Linked DNA regions of Homo sapiens: regions 2 and 3 are each linked to region 1. Evidence: chromatin loops called from intact Hi-C (ENCODE). Cell type or tissue: dorsolateral prefrontal cortex. All regions are shown on one strand. Links, peaks and the distances in the headings refer to the core of each region. The heading gives the core; the rest is flanking DNA.

What was found. A loop is a pair of places that touch in the nucleus more often than their neighbours do. Peaks named below come from ENCODE experiments on the same cell type or tissue, not always from the same donor. Only the 100,000 strongest peaks of a DNase experiment are listed, where the experiment ranks them.
Region 2: it touches region 1 in a loop (2.4-fold over the local background); 5 of 110 quality-filtered maps call a loop at or near these places.
Region 3: a loop joins it to region 1, with 4 times the contacts of the local background. A loop is called at or near these places in 4 of 110 quality-filtered maps.

What each region holds. Positions count from the first base shown.
Region 1 is chr11:117,790,219-117,798,271 of GRCh38, forward strand. It overlaps DSCAML1 (DS cell adhesion molecule like 1), which reads right to left and starts at 6,998. Exons shown (of 33, transcript NM_020693.4): 1 at 6,816-6,998. The coding sequence starts at 6,861. In dorsolateral prefrontal cortex, for the core only: no CTCF peak of the experiment used is centred there; a DNase peak (open chromatin) is centred at 4,083; H3K4me3 peaks cover 4,344 bases; H3K27ac peaks cover 5,000 bases; H3K27me3 peaks cover 1,017 bases.
Region 2 is chr11:117,660,166-117,668,218 of GRCh38, forward strand. All of the region lies in intron 3 of DSCAML1 (DS cell adhesion molecule like 1), which reads right to left. LOC105369515 (a long non-coding RNA gene) reads left to right here. Exons shown (of 3, transcript XR_948060.3): 2 at 6,660-6,741. Among named protein-coding and RNA genes, the nearest start is that of DSCAML1, 130 kb to the right of the region's middle. RefSeq lists an enhancer at 2,617-3,302. In dorsolateral prefrontal cortex, for the core only: CTCF peaks have their summits at 3,710 and 3,917; DNase peaks (open chromatin) are centred at 3,446, 3,926 and 4,872; H3K4me3 peaks cover 1,565 bases; H3K27ac peaks cover 5,000 bases.
Region 3 is chr11:117,720,439-117,728,491 of GRCh38, forward strand. All of the region lies in intron 3 of DSCAML1 (DS cell adhesion molecule like 1), which reads right to left. Among named protein-coding and RNA genes, the nearest start is that of DSCAML1, 73 kb to the right of the region's middle. RefSeq lists an enhancer at 3,358-3,886. In dorsolateral prefrontal cortex, for the core only: no CTCF peak of the experiment used is centred there; DNase peaks (open chromatin) are centred at 3,868 and 4,831; H3K27ac peaks cover 4,704 bases.

The DNA of each region.
Region 1 (8,053 bases), core at 1,701-6,700:
AGACTGTGGATTCCCTGCAGGGAGAATGTCCCTTTGGGGGAGTTGGTCCAGAGGACTATGGACTACACTTGCATCTAAGAACCTTGGAGGGGAATGGGAGGAGGGAGAAGAGGTAGGCTTCCTCCCACTCCCACTACCACTGGGGCCTCAAGGGATCTGCCAAGTTTGCTCCAGGAAGACTATTGCCAGCCTGGCTGTGCCTCATCAGCTGTTCCCCATGATGCTGAAAAGCAAAGCTAGGAAAATTCTCCATATGTTGGGGCCCACGGAGGGGGAGACAGCCACAAACAGCTGTGAGACCTTCATCGTTCCTGTATGATGAAATGACAGTAATTATGCCTCACATTTCAGCAGAGCATTTATAAGGCTAAAACGGGTTTGCTGTGGTTTTTACATGTGTGTGTTCATATGTTGCCTCATTCTGTATACAAAGCACTGTCACATGATGTACATTTTTATGCCTCTTATTCTTATTTATGCACATATACAGTAACAACTGCTCTGTAGGATAGCCAGGACGGGGGTAATTTTGCCCATTTTACAGATTACGAAATAAAGGCACATGAACCATTAGGCAACTTGCCCAGGTAAGACAGGCTGAGCTTTGTTTTTTAGGTCCATGGATAATGTTCTTTCCAACACACAGACACACATACACACATGCACGTGCAAACACACATGCATCTCTTTAGAATCAGTTTAATGGATATGCAACTAACTAGCATTTGAATAATTGTTGTTAATGAAGATGGTGACCTTGGAAACTGTTAGTGCAAGCATCATGTAGAGACAGGGCACAGGGAGTGGGGCAGGGCAGCTGAACGAATGAGGGGAGTAGCAGCTGGAGTGGCATGGGTGGTCCCCAAGGCTAATGCTGTTCACTCTAAAGCAGCACAGGACAAACATCTGTTTAACAAGGCACACAGGCTGTGGAGCCCACAGCCTCCCCAACATGTAGGATCCCACAGGCCATGGCCTGCCATAGGCAGCACTTGACCTCTGGGTTACATGCTGCTTCCCTGTGACAGACTAGGTCATGGAAGGAAGAGCAGTCCCAAGGTCACAGGCTGCCAAGAGTGTTCTCTATATGCAAAACTGCCTGAAAAATAGAGGTTCATCTCAGCAGGGAGAGACACAGAAATACATCCAGCAACAGTTATGAGGGCTCCCTCGCTTTGTGAGGAGTGCTTACGCAGGCTTTATGGCATGAACTCCAGAATAGTTCTTACTCTGGCCAACCGTGGTAGAGATTTAACAACCAACCCCAGCCTTCCTTTGGCAGATATGAGACCAACCTTTGCCTCACCTCAAATCCAAGTCTGGAGCCAACTTCAGCCCTCTTCATTTCCACTGATGGCCAGGGGAAGGAAGTGTGCTGGGCACCCCAGGGACACTCAGGTGACCACATGGCCTCAGCCATGTGGAGTCCTACATGCTATCCAGCTAGGTGACGGATGGAAGGAGTTGACGTCCCCTGTCCTGGCCACTACTCTGTCTTTCTTATTGTTATAAAGTCTAAGCCAACTGGCTTGGCCAAAAATGTGGCTGATTAATTCAACTGCTTAGGGAAGGATCTGATGATGCATTCTGGAGAGGGGGCAGGGAGAGGAAGGTAGAGGCAATGCAGAGGAAAAAGTAGAGGTCTAATGTTTATTGAGCACTAACTATGTTCTGGCTACTTGATATGCATTATCTTCTTTAATCTCATTTCATAGCTGGAGAAAGTGGGGCTCAGAGAGGCCCAAAGTCACATGGCCAGTAAGTGCAGAGCCAGGATGTGAATGAAAGATTTGCCTTGACTCCAAATTTCTACCACACCAGTGGGTTGCAACCTTTCTTATTTTTCATTCTACTCCAATATATGAAATTGGATAATGAATAAAAGCTCTGGTTGAAGCTCTGCCCTCTGGCCCTCCCCCTCTCTACCTCTGTCCATCCCCTGAGGCTCCACCTCACCCCTTAGGCCTCCATACCACATCTCTTGGAAACCTCTGTGGGCTCTGGTGGGCCAGGCCCCTTCTGGATCAGTGGATATGCAGAAAAATAATCTGGGAAGGCTTTGGAGCTGCACCTGCCATAGTAGTATCCTCTCAGGGCCCTGGAAATGCAGACAAAACCATTCCCGAGGCCACACTCCCACTGCAGCATCCCAGCTGGCTCGCTGGGAGGGGCCACTCAGCTCTCCTGAAGTGCTCACTCCTCAAGCATCACTCCAGGCTCTTGACACGCCCTTCCCTCAGTGACTGTAGTGCCTGTCCTCCCTCTGCCCCGCCATAACCAACCCACATACCTGAAGCTGCCCTAGGGGAGGTGGAATGAGAAGCTGGTGCTATATCTTTCATCTCTCTGAAGCCACGACCACCTCCCAGGCTAGGTGGTGACAAACCAGGAGGGTGAAAGAGCATTCTGCCTCACTTCACACCCCCATGCCATCAGCAACTACCTCACTACCTGCTGATGGCAGCCCTAGGCACCCAGCTCCCTGCATTCTAGGGGTGCACCCACCAGGAATCTAATGCGGGCCCTGGATTTCTATAGCTAGTTTGCCCCTCTCTTCACCCTCTTCTTCCTGCACCATGAGAGGAGCAACCCACATCCCAAGTTTGGTCTACCTTACGGTGTCTTGGCCCATTGCTACCCATCCTACCCCAATATCCCCAGTGCCACTGTCTGTCCTTGGATAGGGGTGGTGGGAGCTCTGGGGCTGCCTTGCCAGATGGTGAAGCCAGTGCTGAGCACTGGAGGCACATATGGAGGCAACAAAATGTAGGAGACAGAAGCATTACCAACAGCAGTCCTTCTCCCAGCTCCTTCCCCACCCCCTTCCATGCAAGGAGGAAGCCAATGACTGGCTGCTACTGAGGTTGAGGTCAAGATGCTACTCACAGAGGGCACAGCTTTTGGCCTGGCTAGGTGAGCATGCAAATCCATATGCAGATTATATGCAAATCTGGGGTGTGCCCTTGGGTTCCTGGCACCCTGCCATCGCTGCTGCCTGTAGCTCACCCTATTCATGCACCTGGGTACCCGCTAGAATCGACTGGGCTGGGAGCTGAGAAAGTGCTTCAGGAACTAGGGGATCTTCTCTTGACTACTTCAGAGGTCCCCCAGAAAACAACTCCTCCAAGATCACGGAGGAGGGAAGAAGCTCGCAGCCTGGAACTCGTATCCCTGCAGAAAAACTCTCTGAGCATCTGCCCTCCCCTCTCTTCATCTACAATTAAATCATCCTTCACCAGCCAGAGCAGGGTACCAAGCAAGTGGCAAGTGGCAAGGATGTGTCTTCTCTAAGACACAGAGAAGGTCAGGAAGGCTTGAGGTCTGCATCCCTCTGTCATAGGCTAACAGTCCATGGGGTGCTCTGGACAGACCTTGACCCTGTGTCTGGGGGCTCCTAGCCAGCCTGTTTGGGGCCTGCTTCCCTACCAAGCTCTCCCTGGGCCAAAGCCCTGTCTGCTTGCTCACATCCTCTCTGATCCTCATCCTAAGAAAACTAAGCCTCTCTGTCCAGTCCCCCGGGATCTGTTCAACTTAAGCGCCGCCTTTGGGTCTACTGCTTACTTGTTTTTTGTTTCTAATTAGCTCCCCCATTCTACTGCAGAAATATATTAAAGGCAGCTGGCTTTGATGCCCAGAAAAACGAAGCGTCGGAAAGGCTTGTCGGGCATCATGGCCCTGCCAATCTCCCTCATGTTATTCTAGCAACCGGGGTCTCTCTGCCACTCAGCCCCTCCCCAGTATTCACTGGCCCTTCGCCTGCCTCCCCTAAGTTGCGTTTGCCATTTCAAGATTTTAAAAACACATTTCCCCATTGCCCCCCCCCCCTTTTTTTAATTAGACACTGAACAGAATGTTGGAGATTTTCTTAATGCCCTGACGAAGGCTTTTAATTTGGTCTTCCCAAGAGAGAAGAACCATGAGTCCCCATCGGAGAAGTTGGGGTGGGAAATGAAAAAATCAATGCAATCCATTATTTTGGCTTTTAGAAAACAGGAATTTTAGTGCCGGGGAAGCTTGTTCTTTTACACAGTAAAAATGCAAATGCAGGCAACACAGATGCTGGCACGCTGGATGGAACAACGGAGAGCGCCTCGCCGGGGTTCATCCGGCTGCCTAAACCTGGATTTGTTTTGGCAATAATAAGGCAGTTATTGGAGACTCGATAACCGATGATTAAAACACCTTCCCAGTTTAGTTCTGGGGAATCAGTCTGAGCTCAGGCATCATAAAAAAAAGGTATTTTGAGAGGAATGGAAATAACAGAAGCTTAAAACACATTCAATAACTGCTTAATTCCATCCAAAGGATGCTCCATCTCATCCTGTTTTCTTCTCTCTCTCCCTGCCTCCTCCCGCTCCTCACAGATGGACGTACAAATTATTGCAAGAGGATATTGTTTTCTGTAACAGGCTCGAACATTCACATTTACATTTTCCTTGGTGCCGCGGGGGTGACTGGCAACGGGAGAGAAAATACTCCAAACCCCATCTTTCTTGCTGTCTCCGCATCACATCTTCCCCCAAGCCGCCTCTGCCACCCCCTACCACGCCACCCCAAGCAGAACAGGCCCCAGGGACCAGCCTGGCACCTAAGACCCAATTAAGGCACCAAGGAAAAGAAAAGCCTGTCTGGCGAGGCACCCTGGCGCCCAACAGACAGACGCTGGAGCCTCTGAATCGCAGGGGCACCGGGCTCTGCAGACCCAAAGGCCACCGAGGAGCCGCCACAACTGGCATCTCCAGCCCGCCTACAGGTCCAAGGCCACTGGCAACTTCCATCTCGAGTTGGACAAGATTTTGCCCCTTGGCTGTCCTGTTGCCTTCTGGGCCTTTCTCCACCCCCAACCCCATCTGCTCCCGCCCTATCAAATAGCTCGGCTTCATTTATTAATGCCAGGCTCCTGGAAGGGGGAGGGGAGTGTCCTTCAGGTATTTGCTGAGGGGCCTCCTGCACTCCCCGGGAATGGGCTGTCCTGGAAGATGTCTCCAGAGAGTGTTGTGGAGGCATGGGGGAGTTGGGGACAAAGCCGGGCTAGAGTGTGGCAGCGGCTTCGGCCTGTGCTTTCTCGCCTGACAAATTGCGAAAGGGGATGGGGGTTGGAGAGAGAACTATCGAGAGAGAAAGCCGCTCCTCACCTTATGTATTTTTAATATTAATGTAATTAAAGCTGCGAGCCGAGCCAGCCTGCGGGGGCGGAGGGAGGCAGGAAGAACCTGGGGAGAGGGAGACTGGGGTTCGGGGGTGGGGCTTGAACAGGAGGCAGGCTTCTTGCTCTGCTAAGGTAGGATGAAGGAGTGCGATGCGGGGGGCAAGGGGTTAAACAGCAGAGACCAGCCTTGGTGTGTAACCCGGGGGACCCCACTGGGCCTGAGAAACTCAACTACTTTGTCGACGATTTTTGAGGCCACCCTTCCTTGTCCCGCAATCCGATCGCCTAGTAAATGCCAGCAGTATCTGGGCCTTGAGTCTGGCTTTGACCCGGCAGTATCTACAAATAAGGGTTATCCTCTTTCCCCCAACCCACGATGTATCGCAGTGGGCTCCGGCAGGCTGCAGACTCCAGACCCCTGGAGCACCGGCAGGGCAGGGTTGGACCCCTCCCCGGGTGGCAACCCTCCACTGGAGTGCCCTTCCTCATCGTCTTGGGGTTAAGAGTTGCCGCCCGGCCAGGGCAACAGCCAGGGCAAAGGGAGAGAGAAGCCGCCCCGGGGCGAGAAGGAGAAAAGTTAGAGGGCTGAACAGGTGACGCTGAGCTTGTTGGAGCGTGTGTGCTCCACCACGCAAGGGCGCGGAGTTCGGCCGCCTCATCTCCCGCCATCTGCGCGCCCGGGGGCACGTCCTCTGCGATAGCCTGGAACCCAGACTACCTGCGCCTGCCTGGTCCCGACTCAGTGCCCAGGTGGCTTCAGTCGGAAATGTCTGCCCTCTTCCAACCTCCCGATCCCGGCTGCCTCGCGGATCAGGTACGCAGCGCCCCAGCCGCAGGTCTGGACATGCCGGACACCTGGACCCACCCCTAGCAACCCCCTCTCTCCGGGAAGAGGGACACGCCCCCCAGCCTGAAGACTTGTCCCCAGGTCCAACTGGCCAGGCGCGGAAGCGGAGAATCTCGCATCTTGGGGCGCGCTGCCCGAGGTGGCCACGGTGGCGCACCAAGCCGGGGCTAAAGCCGGGGCAGAGGGGTGGGGTAGGGCCGGGGGAGGGTGACCTCTGGGTTTGGAGAACAAACTTGCTATCCGAGGGACCTCCAGCTCTCGGGACTCTCACTATCCCCACCCTGCCTCCAGCCAATGCGCGGATAAGCGCCATGCGGTGCGCCAACATTCGCGCCAGGGCTGGGGTCCGCGGCGGGAGAGGGACGCACGGACATAGCGGAGGAATCAGCCGCCGAGTCCGAGGCCTGAATAAGCAAGGACTCCTAGGTCAAGAGTCACGGCCTGAGGACCCCTCGACTCGGAGGGCACTCCGGGGTCCCAGTGCCACCAAGCCGCAGGAAGAGGGCAAGGGGCTGGGGGAGGGGTCCAGGGCAGAACTGCCGCCGTGCAGGGAGCAGGGAGATGAGGGGCTCCTTTGCCACCACCCCTACGGGCGCGCCCCAAAACGGCAGACGCGGGTGGCTGGCGGAGCGGTCGGGGGCTGACTCTCACTCGGCCCCTGTCAGGGTGCCTGCCCCTCCCCGCTGCGCCCCACCCGGGGCCTTGCACCCCGGTCGGTTCCCCCACGCACCTGGAGCCCGCCGGGCACCCCGCCTCGCCGCCAGCCGCGCCACCCTGGCCCCGCCGCCTCCGCCGCCCAGCCGCCCGCGCAGGTCTCACCTTTGTGTAAAGAGTCCAGGAGCAGGAGGAAAGTTACCAGCCACATGCCATAAAGAGGCCCTATTCTCCGGGGAGGTGGTCCTGTGGCCGGCCGTGCGGCAGCGCCTCTCCCCCGCTCAGCGCGCTCCCAGCCGCCCGCACTCGGCGCCCCGCTCTCTCTGCTCCTCAGCCCAGCGCTCGGCTGCGGCGGCGGCTCCTCCCTCCTCGGCTCCCCGGCTCCTGTCATCCGCGGGGCTGGGCTAGGCGGCCGCTCTCCCCGCCCCCCCGCGGCACCCCGGGTGGTGAGCGCCGCGCGAGCCCGGAGCCCAGACGGACCCCAGCCCCACAAGCCCAGGAACAGGAGCGGCGGCCCGGGCCAGACCGCCCCGACCCGGCTCCGCTGTCTGAGAGGCGAGGGGTCCCTGTCACCCACCGGCTTGGAGCCTGTGGTCGCAGACAGGCATGTGTCATCCATGTGCCAACAGCCTGCCATGCTTCAGCCAAGGACGCCCGGTTTCTACTGGCCTAAGTCACCTGGGACACGAGCTTCCTGCCTCTTTCGGACTCAGCTTACCCGGCCCCCCCACCCTCCCCAGGAGGAGCATGGACGCTCTGGGTAGAATCCCAGGCTTTTCAGTGCTGTCTGGTGCTACTCCCCACCCCAAAGTTCATAGCTGCCCTTCCAACCCCTCGTGACTTCCGCAAGCCTGCCCTCCGGAGAACCCCAGATGAGTCCAGCCACCCCCTGGCACGCTGTTCGAATTTTCCTCAGCACTTGGCACATTGTGACTATTTAAACGGTTATTCACAATGAGCAGTTTAATGTCTACGCTACCTGTGTTATCTTCCTCCTTTGTCTTCACCTACCCACCCCTATAGCTTTCCTGCCTGACAGAAATTGGCTTATTCCTTACACTCATCTTTATGAAGTTGGCATAGAATAGGACTGGAGTGAGGGCGTCTTCTCAGTGACCAAATGAATGTTGAGCACCTGCTGTGTCAGGCACTGGCTCAGGCACTGGGGACTCAGGCATGGCTGAGCCAGGTCTGCTGTAAAAGGTCAATATGGTTGGAAAGCCCTCCTTTCGTCTTAATTCCAAAATAAGAGGATACATAGAACCCAGAGAAGGGATCCAGGTATCCCTGAGAATGGCCTATGAGCCAGGACTGTAGCTCCCTTTGCAGGGTCATGGAAGCTGCTTTGAGTATGCCCTGACAATTGGGCTGTACCTGGGCAGACTCTAAGGTGTGGAGTGCGA
Region 2 (8,053 bases), core at 1,582-6,581, 130 kb before region 1:
CTGCTTCCCAGTCCCCTCCTAGGGCCTGAGTCCCATAGAACAAGCTCAGAATGCCGAGCTCCAGGTGGGGAGAAGAAAACCACCAAAGGCCCGCCCCTTCCCAGTTCCTCCCTTTTGGGAAGGTGCTGGTATTGTGTCTAAGGTTGAAAGCACCGTTGAGGAGCCAGACCTAAATTGAGGGCTTGGTTCTGCCATAGTCCATATGTCTTTGGGCAAATGGCTTTCCCCATCTGGGCCCCAGGTTCCTCAGCCGAAAAATGACAGGCTGGATTCTGTAATCTCTGAGTTCCTTCCCTGCTCTCCGGTTCTCCATGAGGACTCATTTGGTAGGCAGCAAGGGCAAAGTCTTCGTGTAGATCTCATCCTCCAAAATGACTTTGCCATAAGAGGGGAGGCTGTAGCCGGGGCTAATAGATCCATGGAAACTCTGGAGAGTCCAAAAAGGATTTTAATTAAAATGTAAATGTTGTAAACAACGTAAGTCCCTCCATCCTGGGAGCCGGGACCCAGCTGCCGAGAGGGGTCAGGGCACCATTCACCATTATTAGCATTAACAGGTGCCCTGTATATGTTACCAATGCAAAATTCTACTAGGGGAGCTCATTCACATGGAACATCGATGCAGGAATGGGTGTCCTCTAGCTTAGCTCAGGCACAGAGTGAGCTGCATCTACAGGTGATTTTGTGTTCTGAATTTGAGAAAGATCCTCTGCCCCTCAATATCTTCCTATCACATTATATACACTGCTGATGCCTAAAATCCCATCATTAAGGGTTCCTTTGAGTTGGGGATTGTGCTTCTATTGGTAGACAAATAGTGCAGAAGAGGTAATTTTGTTTCATTATTGGTCACTTCCTAGCTATGCAATCTTGAGCACCAGTCCTTTGCTTTCTTAGAAATAGTGACAAAAATGCCTAGGCCACTGTTCCCAAGGTGAGGGGTCCTGCCTGGTCCAAGGACTCTTTTCTTGGAAAACCCAGAATCCTAGGGTTGGGCTCAGCCTTCTCCGGGTTGATGATCCAGGGACTCAAATTTGGAGGATGATTCCCCCAAACAGCAGGAAGAAACTCAAGGCCTGGTAACCAGACAGAGGCACCTCAGAGGACTACAGACCTCGGCCAAGAAACAACAGAGCAGCCAAAGAGGTAGCCATGGCAATGCAAGGCCTTCCCTGGGGCTTCTGCCGCAAGGGAGGAGGAAAATGGGAATATAACAGGTGCACCGAATAGTGAATACACAGTGTACCGTTACTGGCTGGGTTTTGCATTCACTCTACTCACTGTAACTTTTGGTGATTGTCTAATTATGGCTCATTACAAACATCAAGTTACATTTGCAAGGTCGTAACTAGAGGGGAAGGATACAATTATTATAATGAAGCCTCCCCAGCCCCAGATTCTCTCCCCTCCAATCAGTCCCAAATGCCACTGCTTAAATCGTCTTCCTTGTCTGCCACCTGGTCCTCCTAGGTCTCCTCTCCTGCATCCCTCCCTAAGGCCAGTGTGACAAAGCATGACTCAGGGCACAGTCCCCTTGGTGGCCTGTCCCCATCAAAGGGCACCTCTCTCTCATTTTCTTTCCTTGCTAATGAGCAGCTTTTTCCTGGCACTGCCTGGATGGAGGGGAAGAGCTGAGGATGTCAGATGGTGACTAATAGAGTCATAGGGACTGGGCCTATGAAAAAGAGTGGCTGGATGGAAGGCAGAGTTGGCACCTTCTAGCATAGTCTAGGGTTGAGGCCTGCCTGCTGGCTGTTGCCCACCAAACAGTTCCTTGAAGGCCAGACACCAGTACCCAAACTCTGGGTCAGCGAGACTTCAGCACTAAGGACCATGAGGGCTTGGAGTGGCCTGGATGCAACTTGTTTCTTGCCTTTCTCAGAAGTGCTTCTGCCACTAAATGCTGTCCTGGAGGAGCAGCCTCTCTCCTCTAAAGGCAGCATCCCAGGACAAAGGCTGGTCTGTATCCAGAAAAAGGGAAGAGAGGGTTTGTCTCAGTCCTTCACTTCTGTTGGTCACACCCCAGGGGCAAGTGCCATGTTTTTTTAAAAAAGGATGGTCACTAACCCAAGTATTCAGAGAAGAGAAGGCTGAAGCAGGTGAGGAGGAAACTGAGAAGTCTAGGCAAACGCTCCCTTTCATGGAACCAGTAGTTTTCAGTCTGGAAAAGAGATTTCAAGGTAGCATGACAGACGGCTTCGAAATGTGAAGGGCTGTCATGTATGAGAGGGAGCACAATTGGCCCAAATGCCCGGAGGCAGAATCAGGACCTGCAATCCAGCCAACTGCAGACTTGGCTGTCTCACAGAGTCGTGAGTTCACGGATGACCACTCGTCGAGAATGCCAGAGAAAAGGCTCTCTCATGGGTGGCAGATGCTCTCTGAGATCCCTTCCATCCTAAGACTGTGTCTTTGGCTCCAGGCAACAGCCTAGCACAACACCCTGCACATAGTAGGTGCTTAGTCAATGTTTCTAGATTGTGAAATGGACAGTATTCAATTACACAGGGACATTGGTTTTCAGGTAGGTGTAGAGGCTTTCTCCAGCAAATCCTTTCAAACCGAAGATGTGGAATGCAGCTCTTAAATAGGGGTTAACAAAATTCTTGCAAATTAGAGTCACCCAGCGTGCTTACTTAAAATGCAGATTCTTGGGCCCCACTCAAAATTTGAATTCAGTAGGCCTGGAATGGGGACAAGAAATCTGCAATTTTTAACAAGCTCCCCAGATGATTCCCAAGCATGTGATTGCCAGGCGGCATTTAAATAAATGTAGACTCAGAAAAACATCACGGGTTCTTCTGGTTCCCGGATATAAGCCCTACCGGAGTTGTCATTGCCTTTGCCTTACCACATCCACTTGCCCCCCGGAGATGGGGAAGGACTCCATCCGATGCTGGCTGAACCCCAGGCAACGCTGAGGCCCAGAGCAGCAGGAAGAAGGCAAAGGCATCTTTCAGCATGAGACCCACTCTCAGACCCATGGCATTGCACGCTACCGAAAAGCCAGCCTTCGATATCCTTGCTATATCGCAGAGTCAGCCCTGACAGCCTGCCCACCTCCCACAGTGCTTCTGATCTCACGGCTTACCTTGCTGTCATGGCTCCACCTGGCCCTCCTACCTGGGTTCAGTCTTTGCTCCCACCTTTCCCCCAAACTGGGCTCTGCTTCTGCTTCCTCTACCTTTGGTTTCCCAGCCTGGCGCCCAGGACTCTGAGGCCATCCCCCACCAGTGGTGTCAGTCCTGTAAGCAGAAGCCAGCCAGCATCCCTCTGGGAGCTCTTCCACGTGCTGGACTGAGAAAGTGGAAGGGCTAGAATCCATGGCAGGAAGTACCATGGAGATACAGGAGGCTCTCCATGGTACTTCCTGCCCCTCTCCCACTGCCACTGGAAGGAGTGAACCCAGTCTCTTCCAGGAGGCTCTCTCTCACTGTGCCCACATCGCCGCCAAGTGCCCGGCCAGGCCAGAACTTCCCCTCCCCCTGCCCTTTCCCTACAGGGATTGATTTGTTTAGTTTCAACAGTTTAATCTTCTCCTTCCCTTGGAGCAGAGCTGTTTCCCTCTGATCCCTGGTGGGAGGCATTCTGTATCGGACTGAGTACAGGGGGGCTGGGGGAGGAAGGTAAAAGAGAAAAAAGAAAGAAGGAAGGAAAACATACCTCCTGGCAAAACCCAGAGCACCACTTACACAACATCTTTCCCCGCTACATTATTTATAGCGTGACTGAAACATTTATTCCTCCCCTGCTCTTCCAAAGAGCACCAGTGTTTCCGCTGAGCTGTAACAAGTACAGCAAGGCCGGCTGCAAGGCTGTATTGCTCAGCGCCATCACCAAACATTGGAGACACAACAGTGCACCCCAGAAAATGCCGTGGCTCCCAGCAGCCGGGAGGAGGGGCCGGGCCTGGGAAGAGAGAGGGCGTAGTTCCAGGATGCTGGGAGAGGAGGCCAGGGGAGGGGATCAGGACTCTCAGTCCAGAGAGGAATGGTGGCAGCGTTTCAGACAAACAGCTCAGGGGCCCACATTCAGCCAGACTTGCAGAGAACCCGAGGCCTAGACCGGCGAGGGGCCGTGGTAGGCAATTAGCCAAATCTACAACAATGACACTCTAAGGAGCGGTGGCTGCTGACAGGCTTTCTGAGCAGGTATTTTTATTTATTCAACAATTTATATGAATAAGTACATTTATGAATTGCAGTGGGATAGAGAGGGTGGGGACTTTGAATCCACTCAGATCTACTTCCCAGGGCCCCTCTGACACCTCCCTGCCATGTGACAGAGATCAAGTCACATCATCTCAAGGAGGCTCAGTTCCCCTTTCTGCAAAAATAGGGATGACAGCTCCTACCTTACATTGCTGTTTTGAGGTGTTACGCTTGTATATGAAAAGTACCTAGCGCTGTATGTGAATTTCACCTCAATTTAAAAAAGGGTAGGGGGCACTTAGCACAATGTCTACCCCGTAATGGACACTCCACAAAGGGAGCTCCTCGCATTTTTGGTTGACGAGTGTTATGAGTATTCATGGATTTTTGCGGAACTGTTTCCTGATGGCCTGGTTTACAAACTAATGACAATACATGGGGAGGCCTAGCATTCTCAGAGCCTCTAGCTGTCTTTAAAAGAATACACCCACAGACCCATGATGGTGGAGTTCCACACCCCTACTCCTCCTGGCTTTGCCTTAGCTGAACAAGCAGCTACCTTGTCCCTTTCACGGCCGCGTGTCTGCTGGGCACCTTCAGAACCACGTCTATCAACAAACACTGTGGTCTGCCTGCTGATCTGGGCACCCCCAGACCCAGCACCCTTTCTGCCTTTCCTTCTTGTTTCTCTCACTTTGCCATGCTTGTTGGTAGCCAGGCCAAGCCCCGCCCATCTCAGTGGAAGTCCTATTTCCTGCCGAAGTCTGTGCTGACAACTCCTGCCCTTATGACCCTCCCTGAGCCCTCGAGCTGCTCCCAGGCTGGCCTCTGACCTATGGCTTTTCACAGTTGTGATGCCTTGTTCATGTGGGCCCAGTCTCCCTGACCACACAATCGGCCCCTTGAAGTCCAGGACTAGCTCATTTTCTTCTCTGGTGTCCCCAAGGGGACTGGAAGTCGGCTCGTACGAGCTGGGCAGTTATAAACAAGTCAAAGGACATATCTAAGATTTGGTTTCTTTTCTGTAAAATGAGGCTACCTCAATGGAATAACAGCAATGACAGCCACAAGCACAGCTAACCCTTCCTGTGGGCACAGAGTACGCGAGCTGTGGTCTAAGAGCCGAGTGCGTACTCAGGAACACTCAGGCAGGAGTGGCTCCGGGTTTTTGGATGTGAAGTGCATATGATTTTGGCAGTCTACTTATAAAATAGGGCCTCAGATTGGGTCTGTGCAAATAAGGGGCTCTGAAGCTTAAGCTGCAATGGCTTCCTGGAAAATCTATCTCTGCAGCCAGGTATTGTCATTGTCCCTATTTTACAGATGAGGAGACTGGGCCCAGAGATAGTAACTCGCCCACCATCACACAGGCAGCATGCGTGGAACTGGGATTCACACCAGGCAGCATGGTACCTGAGCCCATAATCCCAACGGCCTCAGTCCCTGCCCAGGACACGGGGCTAGTAAGGTGTGAGGCAATGCCACACAGCCCTAAGACACTGCCAACGTATAGGTTGGCAAAGAGTCAAAAAAGGAAAGAAACAGGGATCTATAGTCAGCCCAACCTCCTCATTTCCCAGATGAGGAATCCATTGCTCTGGGAAGTCAGAGACTTTTGCAAAGGCACACACAACACCAAACACAGTCCAGGACCCTCTCTCTCTATTGCCTGCGTGAGGATTGAGGAAGGACTTTTGGGCAGTTGGTCAGTGGCTGGTTCTCCTCCATCACTGCGGTCAGAGCTCAGGGCTGCTGCTGAGAACCCTGTAATGCTCCGAGGGGCTGTTTGTTGGCCTCCTTGGGCCCCAGGAAGCAGAATAGTATGGTGAGAGGGGCATGGATCTCAGAAGGCCCTGAGGTCACATCCAGCCTCCGGTGCTTCCTACCAGTGGACCCTCGAGCCAGCCTCTTCAGCATCAATTTCCACATCTGTAAATTGGGAGTGTTAATACCTGCTGTAAGCGTGCTGGGGATCAAACAAGATCACACATGCAAAGAACCCACCCAGTAGCTAGCATTTTCCATAGTGGATTTTAGAAGTTGTGTAATCAATGTTAGTGCCCCTGCCTCTGTCTAATAGTCAGACGCCTACATTATAACAGAGTACCCCTAGGACTTCAGGCCTTTGTTCTTGTCTTATCCCTGGTTTGACTTTCTGCCTGTTTCCTGATCTGGCCTCTCAGCTGCTGCCAAATGCCCCTGAGGACAAAGCTGCTGCCGGGCCTCTCTCTCTGGGTACTATCCCAACTTCCCACTCCTCTCTCTCCCTCACTGAGCCTGTGTCCCACCCCCAGTTCTGCAGAACAGCCTCAGCCTCAGGTGGTGGGGAGTATGAGGCCTGAGCTACGGGCAAAAGACCCCTCTGAAGGGCTGGCCCCGGCAGGAGTGCATTGTCTAAAGGAAGGTCGCAAATTCAGGCTTGGTTTTAGATGTGGCTACCTCAGAGGGCTATAAGCCTTGATCTCTTCTTCTGTAAAGTGGTGATTTCAATGCCTCTGCCTCTCTCAGGGTGGCTGGAAGGATGAAATGCAGTGATGGATCTGGAGTGCCTAGCAGATGCGTGGCACGTGGTAAGCTCTCCATAATGCAGGTAATTACTGTCCGAATCCATGTATTCACCATCATGCAGTTTTGGGGGTAGGGCTGTCAGGTGGGCAGTCAGCAGGTGTTAGTGGCCTGGTCTGGGTGGTTGGTTCATCCAGGAGTCTGGACAGCAGCTGGGGGGTCCAAGGAGCAACACCCAGCTTTCCCGAGATGGCTGGCAGGCTCAGGTGGGACAAGGAGCCTGCTCTCCTGACAAAGTCAATGTTGGTGGTTGGGCACGATGGCTCACGCCTGTAATCCCAGCACTTCGGGAGGCCAAGGTGGGTGGATCACTTGAGGTCAGGAGTTCGAGACCAGCCTGGCCAACATGGTGAAACCCTGTCTCTACTAAAAATACAAAAATCAGCTGGGCGTGGTGGTGCATGCCTATAATCCTAGCTACTCGGGAGGTTGAGGCACGATAATTGCTTGAACCCGGGAGGCAGAGGTTGTAGTGAGCCAAGATGGCACCACTGCACTCCAGCCTGGGTGACAGAGACTCCGTCTCATAAAAAGTAAATAAATAAGTCAACATTGGTAATGGTTCTGCCCGGGGTCTGACTAGCCCCTCACTCTCTAATGGGCCAGCTTGCCAGGGTGGCCGGGGCTGGGGGCGGTGCTCATCTCCTTGGGCACTGAAGAGCCAGCCCAGACACTGAGACTGGTTCCAGATAGTTAACTCCTTTCTGCTTCTTCCCAACTCTTCCTTCCTCTTTGCATCCAGGACTCAGTTTCCCACTAGCCCCTCAGCCTGACTTCCTCCTCTGTTTTAAGTGCCTCAAAAGCCACCTCCTGACCTGAAACAGAATCCAACCTTCAGAGTTGATCGTTGATTATAGCACCCAGAAAAAGGTGGTTGGAGGCTTGGCAGCATCCTTACTCCCAAGAGGAAATGCTGCTTCCCATTCAGTATCCAGTACTTTTTCCTGTCCCATGAGCCACCCTGTATCCGAACACATCGAAGGCAGATTTGTGTTTGTAATTCTTGCAGTGGAGAAGAAGGGAGGGATATGGAATCTAGTGCCAGATGATCTACTACTGCTCATTAGGTGCCCGATGTCAGAGAAAGCAAGTTGACCTGACTCTGAGAACAATATAACAGCCAAACACCATTCGCATTATTATGCACTGAGGGTTTTATACACATGGTCCCCTTTATTCCTACAACAACCCTGGGAGGTGGGTACTATTATTCCCATTTTCTTTCATTTTTCATTGATTCACTCTTTTAAAAATATTCTGAAATGTCTACTATATGCCAAGTAAGGCAGCAGGAATACAGTGAGGAATGAGACAGATGTGGTCTCTGTCCTCATAGG
Region 3 (8,053 bases), core at 1,706-6,705, 70 kb before region 1:
GAATCATGAGAGGCGAGCCCCAGCCTCCCGGCCTTTGGAGCTGGCTCCAAGAGCTTGTCCCCTCTCCCAGGGCTCCAAGAGAACACGCGAATGAAGGGGGTAAAAACTGAACCACATCCCTTGCACTTGCAAACTCCATGCTTCCTCCTCCTTCTCACTTCCCAAAGAATTTGCTGAGTCTCAGAGAGGTACTGGGACGGTGTCTAAGTCTTGGACTTGAGTCAGCCAGACCTGGATTCAAACTCTGGCTCTCTTGCCATTTGAATTCCAGTTTCCTCATCTGTAAAATGGTGCACAGCAATAGTGGTGCTTGGCTTGAGCAGGGTGTGTGAGGATTAAATGAGAGAATTCCTGCAAAGTGCTTAGCACAGTACCTGACACATAATAAGTGCTTAATAAATGGCAGCTTTTATGGTTTTCATTACCATTACTAGTTAACCATCATTAACCTGAGGTTACGCTGAGTCCTACATGAGGGACAGGCACAGACTTTGTCCTCTAAGAAGTGTCCTGAGGAAACATTTACTGGCCCTCTCATAAGCAATCTTGTTACATTTTCATCCTCAACGTTTGTCCAAGGCAGATGTGGCAATCCCCATTGTACAGATGAGAAAACCAAGATGCGGAGAGGTGAACTGACTTGCTCAGAACCTCATACTTAACAAGTGGCAGATTCCGGATTCAGATGCTGAAGTTAATCATCATAATCACAATAACAGCTACCATGTTCTGCACACTTGGACTGCACCAAGCACTATGCTAAACAAGTCATGTGCTATTTCCTCCAGTTACTGGCCCAGTTTTAAACAGCCTGGATAGCTAGAAAGAACTTCTTCTCAACTGAACCAAAATGTGCTACAATGTCTGCCCACGTGTCCTGAGTCTTCCTTTCGGAGATCCGTAGTTTAAGTCCAACCCTGTTCATATGTCACTCTCCAGGTGCCAAGGGTAATAGTCACCCCCTCCCCCAACCTGGAATTACTCTGGGTATTCCAACCATCCCTCAACAGCTGACATATTAGTTAGTTATTACAGTCAGGGGTTCCTGACCTCACCCTCCTGGCCCTGTTCTTTGGCCTGGGCCTGCTCCATTTGTCCATATATTTTCTGACTTGAGTATCTAAACCTGTGTTCCTAAATTGTTTAAAACTCGTCATGTTCCTCTTATATGTATATATAAATATATGTAATATATAAATATGTAAACATATATTTAAATATATGTAATATATAAATATATAAGCATATATTTATATATAAAAATGTTTATATAAAATATATCATATATCATATATAAATATATATCATATATAAATACATCATATAGAAAATATATAAATATATGATATATATGATATGTACATATATATATATTTTTTTTTTTTTTGAGACAGAGTCTCGCTGTCGCCCAGGCTGGAGTGCAGTGGCGCGATCTCGGCTCACTGAAGGCTCCGTATATTACATATTTTTTAAACTCACACTAATCATGATGTTTAAAATGTAAGTCATTTGTTCTTTACCAAGTAATTTCCAAAGAAAATTTTGTTTTGATCTTGAAAAGGCCACTGTTTTTGGTTTGGTATTGTTTTTGCGGTATTCTCAGGGTGACCATTAATTCTCCTTGCAAGTGGAGAATAGCACAATGGGTTACTTTCAACATCAGCTTCTTCTCTGCTTTGTAATTCGTGACATCCTTCCTCCTAGATTCTGCTAACCAGCCCCAGCTCCTGGGAAGGATCATGGCTCTACAGGAAAAACTTGAGGGTGGAAGCCAGAAGGCTTATGTCCAGGGCTCCAGCTGAAATGTATTTCTCTAAGTCAGGCACAGAAAGATAAATACCACATGCTCTCACTCATATGGGGGAGCTAAAAAAAAAAAAAAAAAGTTGAGCTCACAGAAGTAGAGAGTGAAACTGTGGTTATTAGAGGCTGGGAAAGATAAGGGGGAGGGGAGCCAGGGAGAGGTTGATTAACAGATCCAAAGTTACTGCTAGATAGGAGGAAAGAGTTCTAGTGCGCTAAAGCTCTGTAAGGTGAATATATTTAACAGCAATTTATTGTATGTTTTATAGAAGCTAGAAGAGAGGATTCTGAATGTTCCCAACACAAAGAAATGATAAATGTTTGAGGTGATGGATATGCTAATTACCCTGATTTGATCATTACACATTGTTACAGGTATCACAATGTCACTCTGTATCTCATAAACATATACAATTGTATGGCAACTAAAAAGAAAAACGAAACAATAAATAAACAGATAGAAGCATGGAGCCTGGAGTTCAGGCTGTGGACTGGCCCGCCTTGCCACCCTGTGGATTCAGGCTGAGGTGTAGACAACCAAACTCCTCTGGGTGTTTCAGATATGTTGCTGACAAATCTCATCCCCCATCCTGTCTCAATGCCTTCTGATTCTAGAAACAGTAGTTCCCACATATTCCTATTCAGTTTCATCTCATGTCCTACCCATAACTCCAGTCTATTGAAATAGCTTTGTATCATGTTTATTTCATAGCAAGGGGTTACGAGTATAGGTTCTGGAGCCAGATGGCCTGAGGTTGAATCTTAGTTCTGCAACTGGTTATCTCAGTTTCCTCATCTGTAAGATGAGAATAACAATGTGAAGTACCTCATTGGGCTGCTACAAAAATTAAATGCCAACACGTGATGTGTTTAAGAAAAGTGCCAAGCATGTGGTAAGTGCTGTAGTATGTTAGCTGTTAGCTATTTTTTAAAAAGTATTACTACTATACTGGTATTTATTACCCCTTGTAGCTTTAGGTCATTCACAGATTTTATTAGTATATCCTCTATATCTGCACCAAAGTCACTGATAACACATTTTGGAAAAAATAGGGGATCCCCATATTTCCAGATATGTTCTTCCAGTTTTGATCTCGGTCCATTAGGCATTCATTCCCTTGACCTGTTCCAAATACTCCTTATTGGATACCATCCAGGTTACAAATATCCAGCTTGTGTACAAGGATTGCCATGAGAGATTACAACAAATGCCGTGCTAAAATCCTCCTCCTATATCCAGAACATTATTTTAACCTTCCAGTATTTTACAAAAAAAGAGAGGTTTGCTCATCTGGCATGACTAGTTTACAGTGAACCCACCCTGATTTCTGGTGATTGCCCCTTACTTCCCTTTGTGTTCAAAATGACCCATTCCGCGGCTGTTTTAGAAGCCTGCCCGGGGTTGGCGTTGAGTTCATCTGTGGATTGACTGCAGCAGTCCCCTGTTTTTCCCCCTTGAAAAGTAAAATGACATTTGCCTTTCTCCCCACTTAGAGCCCTCTCTCCAGTTCTGTGCAGTTCCCCAGAGAGATCGCTGGTGATTTAGCAACCTCATCTGCAGCGTCTCCTCCCAACACCCTGGGAGGGAGGGAATGATGGGGCCAGAAGACACACCTATGTGGCTCAACCACGTCGTCTCCTCCCACCTCTGTACCATCTTGGGCTCAGGGCATTTGCCCAGGTTTTTATTACCTTTCCTAGACTAACTACCCTGCTCGCAGACAGAGAGGAAGGGAGCAAAAGAGAGCTTGGCTACGGCTGGTCCTTTATCTCCAATTAACATTACACTAGCTGCACTTAGAAGCAACCCTGCACTCTCTTCTTCTGGCTACAAAAGCAACTTTAAAAGCTTTGTTTAAAGGCCATCACAACATTTTTCCCCCTCCTGTCTCACCTCATCTGGAGTTTAGCCTTTCTGACCCTGGCCTTATAGAGAGCAATAAGCTGACCCCAAAGGCCTTCCAGTGTGTTGAGAATGTCAATCACTCAGGGGCAGCATGCACTTCGCTGAGGCCATAGGAGAAGTCACTGGGTCCCCTGGTCTGATTGGGTCCTCGTCCATAGGCAGCACCGCCAGGCACCACATGAGACAAGGGATGGAATTATGGACTGGAGCGGGAAAGAAGAATGAGGAAGACCCGCCAGGAAGAGGGGGCTGGGCTGTGGAAGGTGAGGGTGGGAGGTAGGAGGCACCCTGCCTGGAGCTAGCACACCAGTCTCCTGTGGTCTGTCCACTGGGATGTACAGAAGCTCCCAGATCCCCAGCCCTCTTGCTACTCTTTATTCATTAAAATGCTCAGATGCCGGCTAACTTTATTTGCTCAGTATTTATTTCACCAGCCTTGAAGCGGGAACAACAGGCAGCTTGATTGAAAGGTTGTCTGGTTGCATTGTGGCTCCTGTAAGTAATTCTACAGCCTCAGTGGAAATGGTATTTTATAACTTGCCAGAGCAGATAACCCTTAGTGAATTGGAATAGATATTCCTGCATCACCTAAGCTGTCTTCTCCTGAATGCCAGGCCTCTGAGAATCATTGCCCTTCTCCACACCCCCCTGACACTCTCTGCACTTGAGCCCTGCTCAGGAAACAAGGAGCCTGGAATATGTCAACCATCATCCACTACTCCACAAGAGGCATGGGGGAAAGGCCTAGAAGTGCAGCAGGAGGACCCCAGGTTAGACCTGAACTCATTCCAAGGGGCAAGACACTGGAAGGAAATGGGAGGGCAGAGGGAATGCATAAATTCTCTGGACACCCCCAAAGGCTAGACTGGCAGAGGTGGGCCCAGTACTAACTGGAAAAAGGAAATGGCTAAGATGCTTTCTGGAAAGCACTAAAAATAGGAGGGATTTGCTTCCCCAAGCACTTCCCTTGCCTCCCCACCAATCCTGACTGCCTCTGAGAAACTCAATCAGCAGAGCCCCTTCCCCAGGCATAGCTGGGCCGGTCTCCGTGGACGGGAGGCAAGTTGGATCTGGGCCCTCCACACCACTGTCTTCCCTGTCTGCTGCCCTTAGAGGGCAGAGGCTTGCCAGGCAGTACAGGCCTCTGTGCCTTGGGACTCCCAGAAGCTCAGAGTGCACGACTTATGTTCACCTGCCGTCCATCCCTTATCCAGAGTGACTCCATCCACAGGAGGTTTCAGAAGGCTGGTGCAGGGCAGAGGGAGCTTCAACTTCTGCCCTCCGACCCTCCTGCCCAGACTCTGATTGAGGCTCTGATCACAGCTCTGCAATCCCCCTCTCCTTACTATTATGACTAAATCAAGTTGGGTGATTTATTTCCCACTTATCTTTCCCATTTCCGCTCCCTGTCCGATCCGCACTGTTGAGCACACCAGAGTGAAAACATATCATCCGTTCCGATCAGCTGCTGCTCAGCCCAAAAGTACACCCCTCTTGCTGCCTTACTGGCAGAGAGGTCTGCAGGAGGAGGGAGGCCGGGCCTCCCAGGGCCTAGACACAGGGCTGGCCCCTGAACCCCATCTTCCAGGGGTTGGGGGAATTGTCCGGAGGCTTTGGGAGCCCCTGCAGAGGAAACAGGCCATGGTTATGCTACACAAAACAAAACAAAACAAAACAAAACAAAACAAAACAAAACAAAACAAAAAGGTAGGGAGGCAGCAGGCAGCAGGTCCCAGCAGAGGCAGCCACATTCCCCACCTGTTCCAGTTGAGCCCCTGCAGCCTCTCCAGCTGGGCCCTACCCACAGGTCCCATGCACTCCCCACCATATTGAGTGACAGAAGAAGTTCACCAGTGCCTGACATCCTCAGCCCAGGTCAGGCAGCCAGGCTGGCCATCCTCCCTGATGGATCATCCCCAGAGGGCACCGCAGCCATAGGACACCACCCACGAGAAGCAGGACGAAGTGGGAATCAAGAGTACTAGTTCTGGGCCTGAAATGCTTGGGCAGATTGCTCAGCTTCTTTGAGCCTCAGTTTCCTCATCTAGAAAAAGGGTAATAATCGCTACTTTGTAAAGATTGAATGAGGTTGTGTGTGTATCTCTGTGTGTGTGTGTGCGTGTGTGTGTGTGTGTGTGTGTGTGTATGTGACTGGATGCTTTAGGAAGTGGCATTTAAACCATTAAGCCAGATATTCTGTGTGGGGGAAGGGAGAGGAGGGACATCACCTTGGGGCAATTTGTTGTTGTTAGTATAGGAAAAAATCCCTTAGGTAACATTTATATTTATTTCATAGTATACTTTAATGTTTATATAAATATAAGGTCAGTGGGTAACTCCTGACCTAAGCAAAGGGCCCTTCAGGATGCTGTCTCTGTTTGGAAAGGCTGCCCTACCCCAGGTGTATGTGACCATGAGGGAGGTAGAGCCATGCATTTGAGAAACTCAAGAGGCTTCCGGAAGGAAGAAGACCAAGCAAGACCTCCACTCTTTCTTCGCAAGATCTAGTGTTCAAGCCATCTGCTGAGTAAGCCAGGGTGGCACTGCAGCAGATTTGAGGGTGGGAAAGGACCCCATGATCCCCAAAGAGGGGCTCAGAGTGAGAGCTGGTGACCTGCTAAACCCCCAGCATGGAGAGGTGCTTTGGTAGTGATCGCGGGAGAATGAGCTTGGATTGTGATGTGGAGGTCTCTGGGAACTGCAGGGGAGCATAAGCAGCTCTATAGGGACAGGAGACTTTAGGGTAGCAGCCAAAGCAACAGCATGACATATTGTACCCCAGGCAGCACGTAGCCTACTGGGGCCATAGCATGCTACAAATGTTGGCTCCTATGAATAATGGTGACAGCTGACACTCTTAAGTGTGTACTGTGTGCCAGATAGTACACTGTACTATCCACACCTTGTACATTCATTGACTGATTTAATTCTAGCAAAACTTTATTAAGTAGGTACTGTTCTTACCCCACATTTATAAATGAAGGATGGAGGTAGGGAGAGGTTAAATAATTTACTCAAGGTCACCAGCTGATAAGTAGAGAAGCTGGGATTTGAATCCTGGTTTGAGGTTGATGATAAAAGTTCTGCCTCTCTTCCAATAGGTCTAACCAACAAGACCATGTTAATTAGTCCCGTGAATCACTGTGGGATTAAGAGGATCCACAGATTATAGACAAACCTCAGGAAAACAGTAGGTACTGCCCAGGGGCTGACAGTGACCCCAGAATCTTCTCTCTCTCCATCCGTCTTCAGCATCCACACTTTCCACCTTCCTAAGCAAAACTTTCTCTCCAGAAAGGATGGATTCACTCACTCACCCTAAGTTGGGTGTGACTGCTGAGTATAGCATATTACCTCTCTTGATGTATTGCTTTTTAACTTGGCACAAATTCTGAGGTCAAAGGAATGAAATTCCAATCGTAAAACACCAGAGCCCAGCAATGCAAGGGACTGTATCCAGGTGAATGTCGGCAGGGATCAGGAGTCCCCACATGAATGTCTTTGAGAAGCCGACATTTTAGCAGGGAAGACAAACAGTTAAATAACCAACCACAGGAGAATACAGCTAGTGTTACAAGAAGTTATAGGCCAAGAATGGGAGCACAGGCGAGGTGAAGGGGCTGTCAGTGCTCCTGGGTGAGGGAGCTACTGGGGAGCTGTTGAGTAGAGCTTACTACCCATGATGATATCTGAGCCAAGCGTAAAAGACAAGGGGCTCAGAAGTGATCATTCTAATTGTCATCAGCTCACAGTTCTTGGGGTAATATGGGAAAGATGGAGCCAAGGGAAGTAAGAAAGATTCTTATAGATGAATTTATAGAATGTTTTAGGAGGAGGGAGCAGTGATTTGCTGTCCCTAAGAAATCCTGACATCAGAATGGTTGCTTAATACTAGCAAACTGAATCCAGAAGCATATAAAAAAGATTGTGTACTATGACCAAGTGGGATTTATCCCAGGAATGCAAAGCTGGTTTAACATCAGAAAATCCATTAATGTAATACAACACATCCATAGAATAAAGGACAAAACCCACATGATCATTCAATAGACACACAAAAAAGCATTTGACAAAATTCAACTCTCCTTCATGACAAAAACACTCAACATAATTAGGAATAGAAGGAAACTTCCTTAATCTCATAAAGGGACTCTGTGATAAACCTCTAGCTAACATCATATGTAATGATGAAAGAGTGGATACATCCTCCCTAAAATCAGGAACAAAACGAGGATGTCCATCCTCACCACACCACTTCTGTCAACATTGTACTGGAGGTTCTCACCGGGGCAATTAGGCAAGACAAAGAAATAAAAGGTATCCAGATTGAAAAGGAAGAAGTAA